Regions from separate parts of the Homo sapiens genome. Here region 2 is linked to region 1. A link is a loop called in an ENCODE intact Hi-C map of the cell type or tissue named here. Cell type or tissue: GM12878. All regions are shown on one strand. Each heading gives the region's core, and the rest is flanking DNA. Links, peaks and the distances in the headings are about the cores only.

Region 1 (8,268 bases), core at 2,218-6,217:
TTTTTTGCCTCATACTACAATGCCATTTACTTTGAGGTCCTCTAAATTGGTCTTAAGGGTGAGGAATTAAAGACAAATTATATCTGAGAAGGACCCTTCAATCACTGAAACTTTTCTTGTCACATTAAAAAAGACCAAAAAGGGAATAATTTTAAAAAAATGAATTTTCATAGCACTTACTATGTGCCAGGACTATGCTAAGTACAGTGGGTGTAGGAGTTTGATAAGACTATGTATAAAAAGTACTATGTGCCAGGGCTGTACTGTGCTAAGTAAATATTCTTCTAAATAGTCTTGTACTGTGCTAAGTACAGTCTTGGCACATAGTAATTTTTGTATACTTTGTGGGCTATCATTATCCCCATTTTACAGATGCAGAAACCGAAGGCTATCCCGATTTAAGTAATATGCCCAATGTCCTACTGTGAGTAAATAAAAGAACTAGACTTAATCCTAGGTTTGTCTGGCTTTTGGTTCTGGGATTGAGAAACTGATACTAGTGAGCAGCTGGGAGCTCTGCTACCAACCTGCACATTTACCACAGCTGAAATTTAGCTTAGGCTAAAGGTGTTCACCAAGGAATAGCTATGTAAGCATTCAAAATTCCCCCATTCTTCATTCTACATGAACAATAAAAACATGTTAATTTTATTTGTACATTTGTCATCTTGAAATGTGCCATAAGTGAAAAGAGATATGATACTGGGTCATTTCTAGGAAATGTAAGAGTATATAATTTACAAATATTTACGTATTTATTTTATAGCTTGGCATTAGTAACTGATAAATTAGACACGTTTTATTTAAACAAACAAATCCTAGATTCCAGTAAAAGCTGAACAAAATCCAAAGTACTAAACTTGCTAATAGTGTAATATTGTCTCTTTAAAGTCAGAGGCTATTTCTCATTCATATGTGTATCCATACACCTGGCACAAGCCCTAAGGAATGGCACTTGATAAAGGTCATTGAGTTTAATTTATTTAAAGGAATGCTGAAGAGACATGCATGAAATGTGGGTGTTTGGGCTCTAAAGGCTTTAACAAAATACACCACAATGAACAGACTTGCCAAAAGCAGTTAAAGATTTAGATTGAAGCTGTGTTTTTAAACATGCCGTATTCTTAGTTTACTTGATTAGAAATAATAACAGATAACTTGTGTTTCCCTACTGTGTGCTAGGGAATATGCTAAATGAGGTTTATATGGAGTATTCCATTTACTTTTCATTCTCATTTTACTGATAAGAAAGTTTAAGTTCAGAGTTTTAGTAAAATGGCCAGTGAGTAGTGAAGACAGAATTTTTAAATCCCAGCAACTTTGTTATTTATTATTATTTAACTACTCTAAATTTATGCCATAAAGCCTCTTTAGAAGCACCAATAATCTATATGTTTTCTCACTTATAAAATTACATGGTGCTTTATTATAGTTCTGTTCATCCATAGCTAAAATCTGTATTTGTCTGGCATCATAAAAATACCTATCACAAGGGACTTGTCTGAAAGATTTCCCTTAAGTGGTTATATTGTTACCTTTTTTTCTATTTCTCTATTTATATAATAGTTTAATAACAGAGGTAGGAGAGAAAAGGAATGAAGTGAGGAAATGTTTCTACTATCAAAGTGTTTCTTCAATTACCAACTTTCCTCTTCACAACTACATAAATAAGGACATTTTAATACCCTAATTAATATCCATTTTTAACTCTATGCCATGTTTTTATTGCCATCCTCTCATTAAAAATCTAATGAGCATTAGCATTCTGACAATGATAATAAATGCCAACAATCCATATTCAGTTATTAAAGCTAATGGTTCTCCCATTGGAATGTAATATATGCTTCAAGCTTTTTTGCCAAAAGCTCAATGATACTTTTATCTCCAGTCGACCAATTGCACATTTAATTTAATACCTATTAAATGCAAACAGCAATCCAGAAATTACATTAGAGTTGTTACCTGAGCCATCCAGAGCCAGCACCTAGAAAGTGAAAATTAGGTAAAGGACTAATGTTAGTCACAGAATAGAAATGATAAGCAAACTCCTGCCTCAGCAAAGTGGCTTATTTGAAAAGAAGAAATAAGTCATACGACAGGCTCTAAGTACAACAGCAGGACAGAAATTGCTGCTTCTCACACAATGCTGAGAAAAATATTCTTCAAAACATTCTTGTTTCTATGAACGCTTCCAATTAGCAAATCTTAGCTCTAAATTCTATTTTGTCTAGTTTTCCAAAAACTACAGCTTTTTTTTCCCTTGGCAATACCTGTTCTCCAAGTTGTTAGCTTGACATTTTCTTTTAAAAGGAAGAGGACGGTTTAAAAAAATAAATATTAAAAGCTGCAGAAATTGATTTGGACAAAATAGAAAGGCCTTTGTGTCTAAAGAGCTGTTGGACTTGAAATTAGGAAAGGCCTCATGAATATATTACTTAATGACATAGATATATTCTCTGTCTGAAAGGTTAAATGCTAAATCTAAACCATGTCACATGCCCACTTAAATACTATGATATAGCCATTGGTTTGGAGTTTGCACATCCAAACTGCACAAAGTATAAATTCTGTATTGATTTTAAATTCATTTTATACTTTTTCTTCAAAATGTTTTGTTTTCTTTGAAATGAGCAATATCATCATCAATAAAGCCTAAATGTCCCTTTTAGACTAATGGTCTAAAAATACCAAGGAAATCTCAAAATTCTTTTTCTAAATATTTTAAACGTCTCCTGATTTTACAAGTCAATATATACAAGTATTAGAATATAAATCCAGGAAAAGTAAGACTTTGTTAACTTTTTTATTTCAAAAGAATCAATTTATCAAACCAAAATCACTTTTATCACAAGCATGAGATACTTGTCAAAGAATTAAGATTGCTAACACTTGAGGTAAGTAAATTTAGAGGTGAAGCTTATTAAGACAATGTAGTCAGACCTCTAGCTTTTTTCACATCTCTTACAATGCCAAGATTGCAAGGCCATGACTACTCTTTTACCCAATCCATTACTCAGAGTTGTTATGCAGCTGATAACTTTAAGAGATGAATGTCTTCTTTTCCACAGCTCTCACAAAGAACAGGCTTGCTTACTCTTGCTACAAAAGTGGTAGATTCTCCAATCTCTGTATTCCTCAGTTGCAATATAAACCTACTTGAGTGCAGATCAGACATCTGAACCCACTGCATTGCCCCCGGGGGCCTGCAGCTGAAGGGGAACCAGTACAAATACATTGATGTTCAGGTGCCATATGTAATAAGGTCTTTGGTCTCTGACCCTAGAGTCTCAAATCTTCCGCTAGCACCCAGGAAACATTAATAAGCTTATTTAGCAGCTTCTAAAAAGGACAAGATCAAATTTAAGACCTGACAAAGGTTACTTAAGGTAAGGCTAATTAACCTCTCTAAGCTTCACTTTCCTCATCGGTAAAAAAAGGAGATAGAATAATGCCTATCTTGAGAATTTTTAAGAGGATTAGATGATATTGTGCCTATGAAGTTTCTAGCACAAAGAAAATACTCAGCAAACATTTGCTTTTCCTAAAGTACTCCCACATAAGGGAATATTTAAAACCATGTCAGAAGGTTTATTAAGTTTATTCTAGGCATTTTAAAATTCCTCACATTTATTCAAATCTACCTTTCAGTTTGCACATCCAAATTTTTGTAGAAAATTTTTGTAGAAATATAACACTGAATCACATGACACTATACTGAACTCCACTTGATCTCATTATAGTATTTCTTTAATATACAGCTAATTTCTATTTCTTAATATTTTATTTTTAAATTTTTATCTCATCCTAAACTATATTCATATGTAGTTTTCTATTTTTCTGCTATTAGGTCTCATAAAACAAACTGAAGATTCCCCATTAATTCTATATATTTTAGAAGACTTAAACATTGGAATTATCTCATGTTTTTAAAACATAGGGAGAACGCTAATCTTCTAAATCTTTCTGAGATGAGCACTTTTATAGGAGACAGTTCTTGGACAAATTTTTCAATGTCCTTCACTGTTACTACTCTAGTCTGGATTTCTATAAAGACAAACATTGCCAGTTGTTTAACACACATTCCCTTTCTCACTATCACTACAGAGGCTGAAAAGGTGATATGTTTTTCTACCCTCTCTTGCAGTTCAATGGGGCCATGCTGTCCCAGTTACGGTTGATAAACTGAAAAGGAAAGCCTGCTGTTTGTTATAGCAGATTGAAGGTAGCTGAAGGAGAACCTCCTCTCACTAGCTGCTTTATTCACCTTATTACTGGCCCATTACTGTAGCCCCAGCCTTGCCTTTCCACCTTCACTACCAGAGGAAGCTTCAGGATGAATGTCCACCAACCCCACCACCATGAGCTGGGCTCTGAGGAAGCCCTCAGGTCTTTCATTTGCTGCCTGCTTCATCAACGCCTTGCTCCCAGTCTTTGCTGGTCTGACATCAGTGGTTCACTGCACTCTTGTGGAAACCTAGGTATTTACTTTTTATGGTATTTTCCTTTACCTCAGTCCAAGCTTACCTTCACTATACTTTTCACAAATTACTCAAGGTTTCACTATACTTTCCAGATATTTCTCAGAATCACTTCTGCTACAGCACAGACAGCGACTTTAGTACACACATATGCATGTGCACATACGACTTTCGGTCATTTCAATAAGATTAGAGGAAATATAAATTGTTACAAATAACTAGACTGAAACAAAGATGCTCACCACATATTCTGGAAGATCTGGATAATATCCACCTCAAAAGGTTAAAAAAGATCAAAGGTGTCAATGATAATCTGGGGTCACTGAAACTGCTAGAAAACTATTTACAGAGATTTACACCCAAGGTAATCTCAGTTTGCCAGAAAACTAAGGATGTTTCCCATGAGAAAAACACACCGTGGAAGAAGTAACAGTCCCCATTAGATGAATTCATTGAACATGAAGAATAATGGAGAAAGAAATAAAAAATAAGCTTAAGATTTCAGTCTTACAGCACACTTTACAGAATGAGCACACTTTTACAGAAATGAGCAAGTTTAGTGGGAGAAGAAACCTGGAGTGAGACATATAAGGCCATTTTTAAACGCTTTTAGCATTTTGTGTTTCATATGAAGACAATACTAAAAGAGAAAATACCCTGTTGATGGATGGAGACACAGGACCAAACTCGTAGTCTAGCACTACAGACCTGCGAGGAAGTCATCAACTCAGATGTAACCTCTGAAGCCCGCCAAGTAGATGGCTTCTCTGAGAGGAGAGAAGAGAGAGGGACACAGGACCAAGACTTCACTTCTCAGTTAGAATCTCAAGGCAGAATATCAAGCATAAAAGAAGAAACCTGGAACATTAAAACTACTCACTTTTCTTTAAATTATCATTTGTGGTCATAAATGAAATTTTATCCTCTCGATTTTGATTCCATTTTTTTTCAAATTAGCTCTTGCTTTGTTGTTCTATGATCATATTTACAACTGTCCACAATAACTTCATGAAATTTCAAGATTTTAGTGATATTTTCTGCTACATGGAAACTGAAATTTTTATCAATTTCTTTCAGTTCCATGACATTCATAACAAAATTATATAAAATTCAAAGCTGAGCTTTTCTACTAACTGCAATCTAAGCTACCTGCTTTAACATGCAATATCATCATTATCTAGTTTGTGATACTTGGGACAATTTTTAATCTAATTTGTGATGTTTCTAGCCAAATCCATTTAATTAATTTAGTTAAGAAACTTTCATGAGACCCTTCCTATACCAGGTACTTTACTAAAAATTAATATCCTCAAATACATTTTCTTCACTTATCAATTATAATATTCTGTCATCCAAATACTGTAGTTTAAATAATGATTTACTCTTGCTAGGCACATTTTCTCAACTGTTCTGAGATTTTAGAAGGCAATAATCACAATATTATTTTGAATATGTAACATCCTATTAAAGAAGAAACCAGATAAACTTTAAAAATATATTCAAATATATAGATGGAAAAAATCAATAATAATAAGTTATCAATATAGTTTAAAGAAAACGAGAGTATAATTGTGACAGGAAAATATATTTTTAAGTCAAAGAAAATCCTATTTTATTAATCCAAAATAAACACATCTTAAATACATCCCAGAGAATTCTGGCTGGGATGATTGTGTTCAAAGGCCCAATATGTTTGTAAAATCTATATGCCTTCAGCAAAAATAGAACAGAGAAAAGACTTGGCATTAAAGAATGACTAAAGCACTCTAAGGTCATGCTGCTAAAACCAATGCCTAGAATTGAAACTCTGTCCTTGAAATCTCAAAATCAAATTACTGCACCTCATAGCAACAGGCTCAGAAGAAATCATTCAGTAGGGAAACACAAGACAAATCTCCCAAAGGCAGGCTAGGATTTAAAATAAAGTGCTGAAAAAGTAAGAAATACAACTTCACCAGCCAGGAGGGGGAAAAAAAAAGATTACCTCCTGAAACAATGAAAGCAAACATACCAGCTGTACTTAAAAGAAAGCAAAAAGTAAATTTTATATCAGTGACATGGAAAAATTTTTTAATAAAAGGAGATGGATACTTGCTGTTTTGAGGATTTTAGGAAAAATAAATCCATAAGCAAACAAAATATGCTGAAGATGCGTGATCATCTACCCTTAATTCTACTGGCCTTTGTCATGTGTGTATCATGAGAAAAAACAGAGTTTTCATGAAATGTGGAAATATGTCCAGCACTATGCTACATACTGGGCTATAATGATGCCTTTTAAGTGCACCAGAGTTCAGAGAAGGGGACAGTTAAACAATTTTGTGTGGTCTAACTGTGCTACAGTAATAGGAGTTGGCACAGAAATTAGCAAATGGGACCAGAAGTGAGTTGTTGGGAAAAGCTGTTTAGACTGGGAAGCAGAAGCTAGGGTGAGAAAGAGCAGAAGGTAATTAGGTGAAAAGGGGGTAATTAGTCAAGAGAGAGGACACAGCCCAGGGAGATCCAGAAGCAAGAGAGCACAGAAGGCTCACCAGAGTGGAAGGAGTTCAGCATTTCCAGGGAACAGAAATGAAGGTTGGAGAGTAGTTTTTTGTTTGTTTGTTTTTTTTAAAAAAAGAGTCCTCTGGAAATGACATTCCTGTGTTTTGCAGATTTTTCAAACTGTCACATCCATTATTTTTGTGTTGATAAAAATGCAGCCAATATTTTTTAGTATTGGGAATTTTAAAATATATTCTGAAAACAGACATTCAAGACACCTGAAAATATTTGATTCAGGCAAAAGGTAATAAAGAAATTTTTTAAAAGGAAAAAATGGATTTGTGCTATAAGCACAGTTAATCAATGAGAAGCCAAGATAAAATTTAAAAAATTGCCCACTCAAGTCCCACCAAGAACCAGAGTAAAGGAAAGACAAGCATACAAATTAAATTTGTGAACAGTAAATTTTGTGAATAAAATTAATTTAGGAGAAGGATAATTTCATAACCAAGATTTTAATATTTATATAGATATAGATAACATAGTTAAATGAAAGTACCTCAAGAAAAAAAGTAAAGACATATATAACAGAGGAAAGGGTCCTGGCAAGAAATATCAAGACACAGAAATAATACATAAATATGTTATTTGGGTTTATATTAGTGATGAATTAGTAATCACCTATTAAATGCAGGTCCATTCATTATCATCAGCTCATTTTCTGAGCTCTTACCGTGCCCAAGTACTTTTTCTTCATAAACTAATTTAATTTTTAAAGTAACTTTCTGCTATAGAAATGACTATACCAGTGTTATAGATAAATAAAATGAGGCTTAGAGAAGCTATATAAGTAGCATCAGCTTACCCAAGTGTTTCTGACACCTAAGTCCATGTAAGGTAGTTATCCCTGCTATTAGGGAATGCATGACTGATAAGAGGAACTAATGAGATTATCTGAAGGTTAGGCCTAAATACTTCTATAAAACATTCCAGAAAGAGAAAAGAACATATATTTTTAGGAAGTCTTTTGGGGACATTCTTGACTGATTAGTTCAATTTATCATTCTTTGCTAAGACCTGAATTCTTGCTCAATCCAATCATCTTCACAGTTCACAGATTCTAACCCTGGTCAGTTGTCTTATACTTATATACTCATATACATAAGAGAAGCTGGGTGAAAGAGTGAATGCCAATGAATGAATGCTAAGCAGCAATTTCTCCATTTCAGTTCACAGCCCTGGAGGGAGATCAAAAGCCTCAGTGTATAGAGATAACTGCAGCAATCATGATCACCAGTTCACTTTAGAT
Region 2 (6,708 bases), core at 1,021-5,020, 85 kb after region 1:
TTTTTTGTGACTAGAAATATGCTGCAGGAACTTAATTCTTGTTTATATCAATTCGCCTAAGGTAAAATTGGCTTCGTTAATGTCGTTTTGCCTAAAGTTGCAGTTTTCAAGAACCTATCAACAACATTAATGAGGATTTATTTTACTTAGATATTTTACTTTTTGAGCCCTTGTGTGATTGAGTATGCTGTTACAGTGAAGCCAATCAGATTCTTGTTTCTTGGCCCACAGTTTTTCTATGATAGTAAAATTGTCTCCATAATTTTGTAATTTAAATATTTTGCTATTATACTACTAAGTATAAATAACCTAGATTTTGCCTAAAATTTAATAAGCAGTTCCACTATGTAAGTCAAATTTGTTTTATTCAGTTTTTGTTGTTTGGGCTGAGAAAAGCTTTCTTCCACTATGTGTTAATTATTGTCTCTATTATGACTGGGTTTTTTCCCTATGTCACCAACACCATTTAATTCTAGGAAAGATTTTGCATTCTTTACCCTACTATCTGTCATCTTTTAGTTCTATTATAGCTGATAAATACACTTTCAGAATCAGTGCTCCTTTTATAACTCCAGCATTTAAAATTTAGGAGTATGTAACATAAGCATGACAATTTCAAAAGAGTTATCAAAGTAACTGAAAAAATGTGGACTTGGGATTTTTGAGCACATAAGCAAGGTCACTAGGAATTCATTTAAGTAATGTTGATAAATATGAGATTTACCTCTCAGTATGTTAAAGTTTCTATATTAAATAGCTTAATAGCATTGTCACTATTAATGGCCACTTAGGTTATCAACACAGAGCAATTTGATACTTTGATCAAAATCTGTAATTTATGATCTAGCTAGGTTTGATAAACATCTCTTATTATAGAATAAATTATTTTATCAGTCAAAGAGGGAGTAATTTACTATATAGGTGAATTTTTAATTCCTGCTAAGAAAATCTAAGTAATAAATGTCTTTGCAAATATTGTCAGTCTTGATATATATAGTTATGAGTTTGGCAGTAAAACAAGTTAGCAGAGTCTCTCAGTTCACATCTGCTAACAAGAAGTTTATAGTTCTCAATTTATTTTGCTTTCAAAAAGGAATAACTTATGAGAGACTATATTTATATCCCTATAATTCTTGGGTGTGTTCATTTTCCCTGGCTCTTAGAGCTATGTAGTAAAAAGTAGTTCAAGATATTCTTTAGAGCTAAAGACTAAAGTAGACAATCGATTCAATATCCAAATGGCAATTTAAGGTCCTAGATTTTGACTAGAATAAAATAAATATTCCTCACCACAAACAGGAAAAATCAATGGTAATACAATAAGGAGTTAAAGGTGACATTCTTCAGTGTTCTATTCTTTTTGAACTAAGGCAGTATTTTTGGAAATTCACTTTGCAAAAAATAAAAACATCCAGTTTTGAGAGACAATGGATAAACTACAAAAGAAGCAAAGCAGACTTCAGGGTGGTAAAATATATTTGTTAAACAATGCTATATCTCATACTCAAAAATATTAGAATTATTAAAGAAATACTAGATTATTAAAGGCTCTAAAATATACCGAGCAAAATAGTACCAAACAAGGTTTACTTTATAGTTATCACCACAGTTATATCAGCTGATAATTGGCAAGAGAGAGCTGGATAGATTTTGCCCTGTATGGTTTGCATAAGTCCTGAGTACCAGCTTTCACAGAAACTGAAATTAATTCTTTTTTCACTGCCTCATCCAACACTATTCCCAATTAACTTCAAAACAAAATAAGATTTCCAGTAAAAGACTTGATGATACAACCTGACTTTGGGTGGCATTATAAATTAATTCCTCTTCCCTGATTATGAGTAGACCAAACTCTGAATGAGCCATTCTGGATTATTGAACTTAATGAACCAAAGAAATAAAAATATGCCTGTGGAGATAAAAGTTCATTCTCCTGAGATCTTTCTATATTTGTATCCTGTGTGATAGTTCTCAGATCAATCCTTAAAAGAGTTTCAAAAAGAGTAGGAAATGTTTTGCCTAAAATATATTTCCTTCAACTAAGAGTTTTCTCTTTAGGCTGCTGGTCGTCTCTGTCTTGATCATCAAATAGCATAAAATCTTAGGGCACCAATACATAATACTTTTCAATAAACAATATTTTGAAGAAATGTACACCAGAGAACCTTTCAAACTCATAAGCCCATTTGCATTGTAGCTCTGCTCGCATGGCAGAGACTGTTTTTGCCTCATAGCCCTTCTGCACTCTCCAGTATTTTCCCCACACAGTGAGATCATTTTCTTCACATCTTGGTATAGGTATTACTCTTCTCCTACCATCCCCCTTCATCCTGTGTACCATTTTATTTCTCTCTGTCAGTACATTTAGCATATCAATACAGCATTTATCCACATTTCTGACTCCCTGACTAGACTGAGACACCTTAATCTCAGGAACTATATCCAATATATCTTTGTAATCCCAGAAAGCAATACCTGAATATATGATAAACAGAACTGGGCTTTATTATAACTAGCAACCATTTGAAATAATATTCAACTTAGATTTTTCTAGTCCTAATCCCACTAACAAATTTTTACCCCTAAGCAATCGAGAGTGGTAGAACTGAAAGAGAATTAGAGTATGAAACTAAGTAGTTCTGAGTCATAAATGTTTCAAGACTGAAATAAACTTCACCTCTACCCCAGGCTAGTGTCCTGCATATTGGACTCAAAATTTCCCTTCTAATAGACTTTCTCAGCCTATTGCTCATTTCAACTCTGATCCTCATTCCAGCCAACACATCTACTTGAACCTCAGATGTACTAGTATGACCCTAAAACTAAAGGATTTTACTTATTTTTAAAAACTACATCTTCCAGTGTTGACCAAAACGAAGTAAACCCACTAAAGCGTCTCTCTCCCACTGATTACAGATAAAATCTGCAGTCAAAATATATGAGGCAACTACATGAGAATTCTGAAAAGTAAATCATAGTAGGTAGATTGAAAAAAGTAGTTAAAACTTGAAGAAGTGACTAGTGTAGTGCTGAGCAACCTGTCTCCCTTCACTCCCCTATAGGCTTTGGATTGAACTATATCCCCACAAAAATATGTTGGGGTCCTAACTCCCTGTGCCACCTCATCATGTGATGTTATTTGGAGATAAGGCCTTTACTTACAGAGGTAATCAAATTAAAACAAGGTGATTAGGGTGGCCCCTAATCCAATATGACTGGTCACCTTATAAAAAGAGAAAATTTGTATACAAAAGCAGACATGGTCACTGAAGGAACACTATGTGAAGATCGAAGTTATGCTGCCACAATCAAGGAGCTACCAGAAGCTAGAAGAGGGGCCTGGAACAAATCTTTCCCCACCGCCATCAAAGGAGAATAGCCAGTAATTGATCTCGGATTCCTAGCTTCTAGAACTGTGAGACAATACATTTTTATTGTTTAAGCTACTCACTTTATAGTACTTTGCTATGATAACCCTTGCAAACTAATGTATCATCTTTTCTCTCCTAGCTTTGACCTGAGAGTGGCCCCTTTTGTGGAACTATGCAATAGGCACAGGCAGCACAAATCCCAAAGAGAAGTCTTGTCTTTCTGGCAAGAGAACCAAGGAAAGGGAATCTTAGAAGCCAAGGAGTGTGGGAGGGATTTCTGTACAGAGTTGGAGATGGGAATTTTCTAATTCTGTCTATGATTCAGAACAAGTTCCAGGCTCACCTGCTGCATGCACAACACAAACCCAAATTAACATAGCAAAGGTTATGAAAAGCGAACTACAGTATAATACACATTCCATTTGCCAAAATAAGCCCTGAGAGGCGCATGCACAAAACTTAGTCAAAATAGCCAAGTGAAGCCTTTGAAAACTGAATTGACATTGGAAACCCTACCCACAGAAGGTGGGATAAAACTGATGGTCTGAACTGATGGTTGTAGATTGATTGCCTACAAAAATTTAAGAGGAAAAAAAGTCAGCATTATCTGGAGGACTAAGAAATACAGAATGTAACATTCAAAATATTACTACAATAAAAAATTCATGAAAACAAAATATAACATTTTCTGGGATTTTCAATGTATGTAGATATAACATGTATGACAACTCTAACACATAGAAGGAAAGGTAAAGGGGCCTATTGTATGGTTGCAAGGCTTCTACATTTTATTTAAGTGATAAAATATTAACTCTATACAGACTATGAAAGATTACTTGTATATATCTTATTCCCTAGTACAACTTATAAAGCAGTATATCCAAAAAGCAAGTATACATATATATACACACACACATATACACATATATACATATATACACACATATATACATATGTACACACAAATATATACACATATATACATATATACACATATATACATATATGCATACATATACATACACACATACACATATATACGTGTGTGTGTGTATATATATATGAAAATGGTATAGTAAAAAAATTTAAACAATCCAAAAGAAGGCAGGAAAATGGAACAGAGGAAAATCAAAGTGGACAAACAAAAAAACATATTTAAATGATATATCTAAATTCAATCATATTGATAATTACATTCAATGAAAACCACGTAAACACCATTTCCGTTCCAAGATGGCCAAATGGGAACAGCTCTGGTCTGGAGCTCCCAGTGTGATCGATGCAGAAGACGGGTGATTTCTATATTTCCAACTGAGGTACATGGTTCATCTCATTAGGAGTGACTGGACAGTGGGTGCAGCCCACGGAGGGCGAGACAAAGCAGGGCGGGGCATCACCTCACCTGGGAAGTGCAAGGGGTCAAGGGATTTCCCTTTCCTAGCCAAGGGAAGCCGTGACAGACTGTACTGGGACACTTCCACTCAAATACTGTGTTTTTCCCATGGTCTTAGCAACTGGTAGACCAGGAGATTCTCCACCGTGCCTGGCTTAGCGGGTCCCACACCCATGGAGCCTTGCTCACTGCCAGCACAGCAGTGTGAGATCCACCTGCGAGGCTGCAACCTGGCTGGGGCAGGGGCATCCGCCATTGCTGAGGCTTGAGTAGGTAAACAAAGCTGCTGGGAAGCTCGAACTGGGCGGAGCCCACTGCAGCTCAGCAAGGCCTACTGCCTCTATAGAATCCACCTCTGTGGGCACAGCATAGCTGAACAAAAGGCAGCAGAAACTTCTGCAGAGTTAAACATCCCTGTCTGACAACTTTGAATAGAGCAATGGTTATCACAGCATGGCATTTGAGCTCTGAGAACAAACAGACTGCCTCCTCAAGCAGGTGCCAGACCCCCATGTAGCCTAACTGGGAGACACCTCCCAGTAGGGTCCAACAGACACCTCTGTTGGTGGGTGCCCCTCTAGGACAAAGTTTCCAGAAGAAGGATCAGGCAGCAATATTTGCTGTTCTGTAATCTACGCTGGTGATACCCAGGCAAACAGCTTCTGGAGTAGACCTCTAGCAGACTCCAACAGACTTGCAACCGAGGGACCTGACTGTTAGAAGGAAGACTAACACACAGAAAGGAATAGCATCAACATCAACAAAAAGGACATCTACACCAAAACCCCATCTGTAGGTCACCAACTTCAAAGACCAAAGGTAGATAAAAACCACAAAGATGGGGAGAAACCAGAGCAGAAAAGCTGAAAATTCTAAAAACCAGAGTGCCTCTTCTCCTCCAAAGGATTGCAGCTCCTCGCCAGCTATGGAACAAAGCTGGATGGAGAATGACTTTGACGAGTTGACAGAAGTAGGCTTCAGAAGGTCAGTAATAACAAACTTCTCCAAGCTAAAGGAGCATGTTCTAACCCATCGCGAGGAAGCTAAAAACCTTCAAAAAAGGTTAGACAAATGGCTAATTAGAATAAACAGTGTAGAGAAGACATTAAATGACCTGATGGAGCTGAAAACCATGGCACGAAAACTTCATGATGCATGCACAAGCTTCAGTAGCCGATTTGATCAAGAGGAAGAAAGGGTATCAGTGATTGAAGATCAAATTAATGAAAAAAAAAAGCAAGAAGACAAGTTTAGAGAAAAAAGTAAAAAGAAACAAACAATGCCTCCAAGAAATATGGGACTATGTGAAAAGACCAAACTACATTTGATTGGTGTACCTGAAAGTGACAGGAAGAATGGAACCAAGTTAGAAAACACTCTTCAGGATATTATCCAGGAGAATTTCCCCAACCTAGCAAGACAGCCCAACATTCAAATTCAGGAAATACAGAGAACACCACAAAGATACTCCTCGAGAAGAACAACCCAAAGACACATAATTGACAAATTCACCAAGGTTGAAATGAAGGAAAAAATGTTAAGGGCAGCCAGAGGAAGGTCGGGTTACCCACAAAGGGAAGCCCATCAGACTAACAGCAGAACTCTCAGCGGAAACTCTACAAGCCAGAAGAGAGTGGGGAACAACATTCAACATTCTAAAAAAAAAAATTTTCAATCCACAATTTCATAACCAGCCAAACTAAGCTTCATACGTGAAAGAGAAATAAAATCTTTTACAAACAAGCAAATGCTGAGAGATTTTGTCACTACCAGGCCTGCCTTACAAGAGCTCCTGAAGGAAGCACTAAACATGGAAAGGAACAACCGGTACCAGCCACTGCAAAAACATGCCAAATTGTAAAGACCATCGATGCTAGGAAGAAACTGCATCAACTAACGAGCAAAATAACCAGCTAGCATCATAATCACAGCATCAAATTCACA

The links. Hi-C counts contacts between places; a loop is a spot of excess contacts. Peaks named below come from ENCODE experiments on the same cell type or tissue, not always from the same donor. Only the 100,000 strongest peaks of a DNase experiment are listed, where the experiment ranks them.
Region 2: a loop joins it to region 1, with 5 times the contacts of the local background. A loop is called at or near these places in 1 of 110 quality-filtered maps.

Annotation. Positions count from the first base shown.
Region 1 is chr14:39,908,875-39,917,142 of GRCh38, reverse strand. No RefSeq gene overlaps it. Among named protein-coding and RNA genes, the nearest start is that of FBXO33, 480 kb to the right of the region's middle. RefSeq lists an enhancer at 4,381-4,440. In GM12878, for the core only: no CTCF peak of the experiment used is centred there; a DNase peak (open chromatin) is centred at 4,502.
Region 2 is chr14:39,824,049-39,830,756 of GRCh38, reverse strand. The region is part of intron 5 of LOC105370461 (a long non-coding RNA gene); the gene reads right to left. Among named protein-coding and RNA genes, the nearest start is that of FBXO33, 390 kb to the right of the region's middle. In GM12878, for the core only: no CTCF peak of the experiment used is centred there; DNase peaks (open chromatin) are centred at 2,249 and 2,696; H3K27me3 peaks cover 130 bases.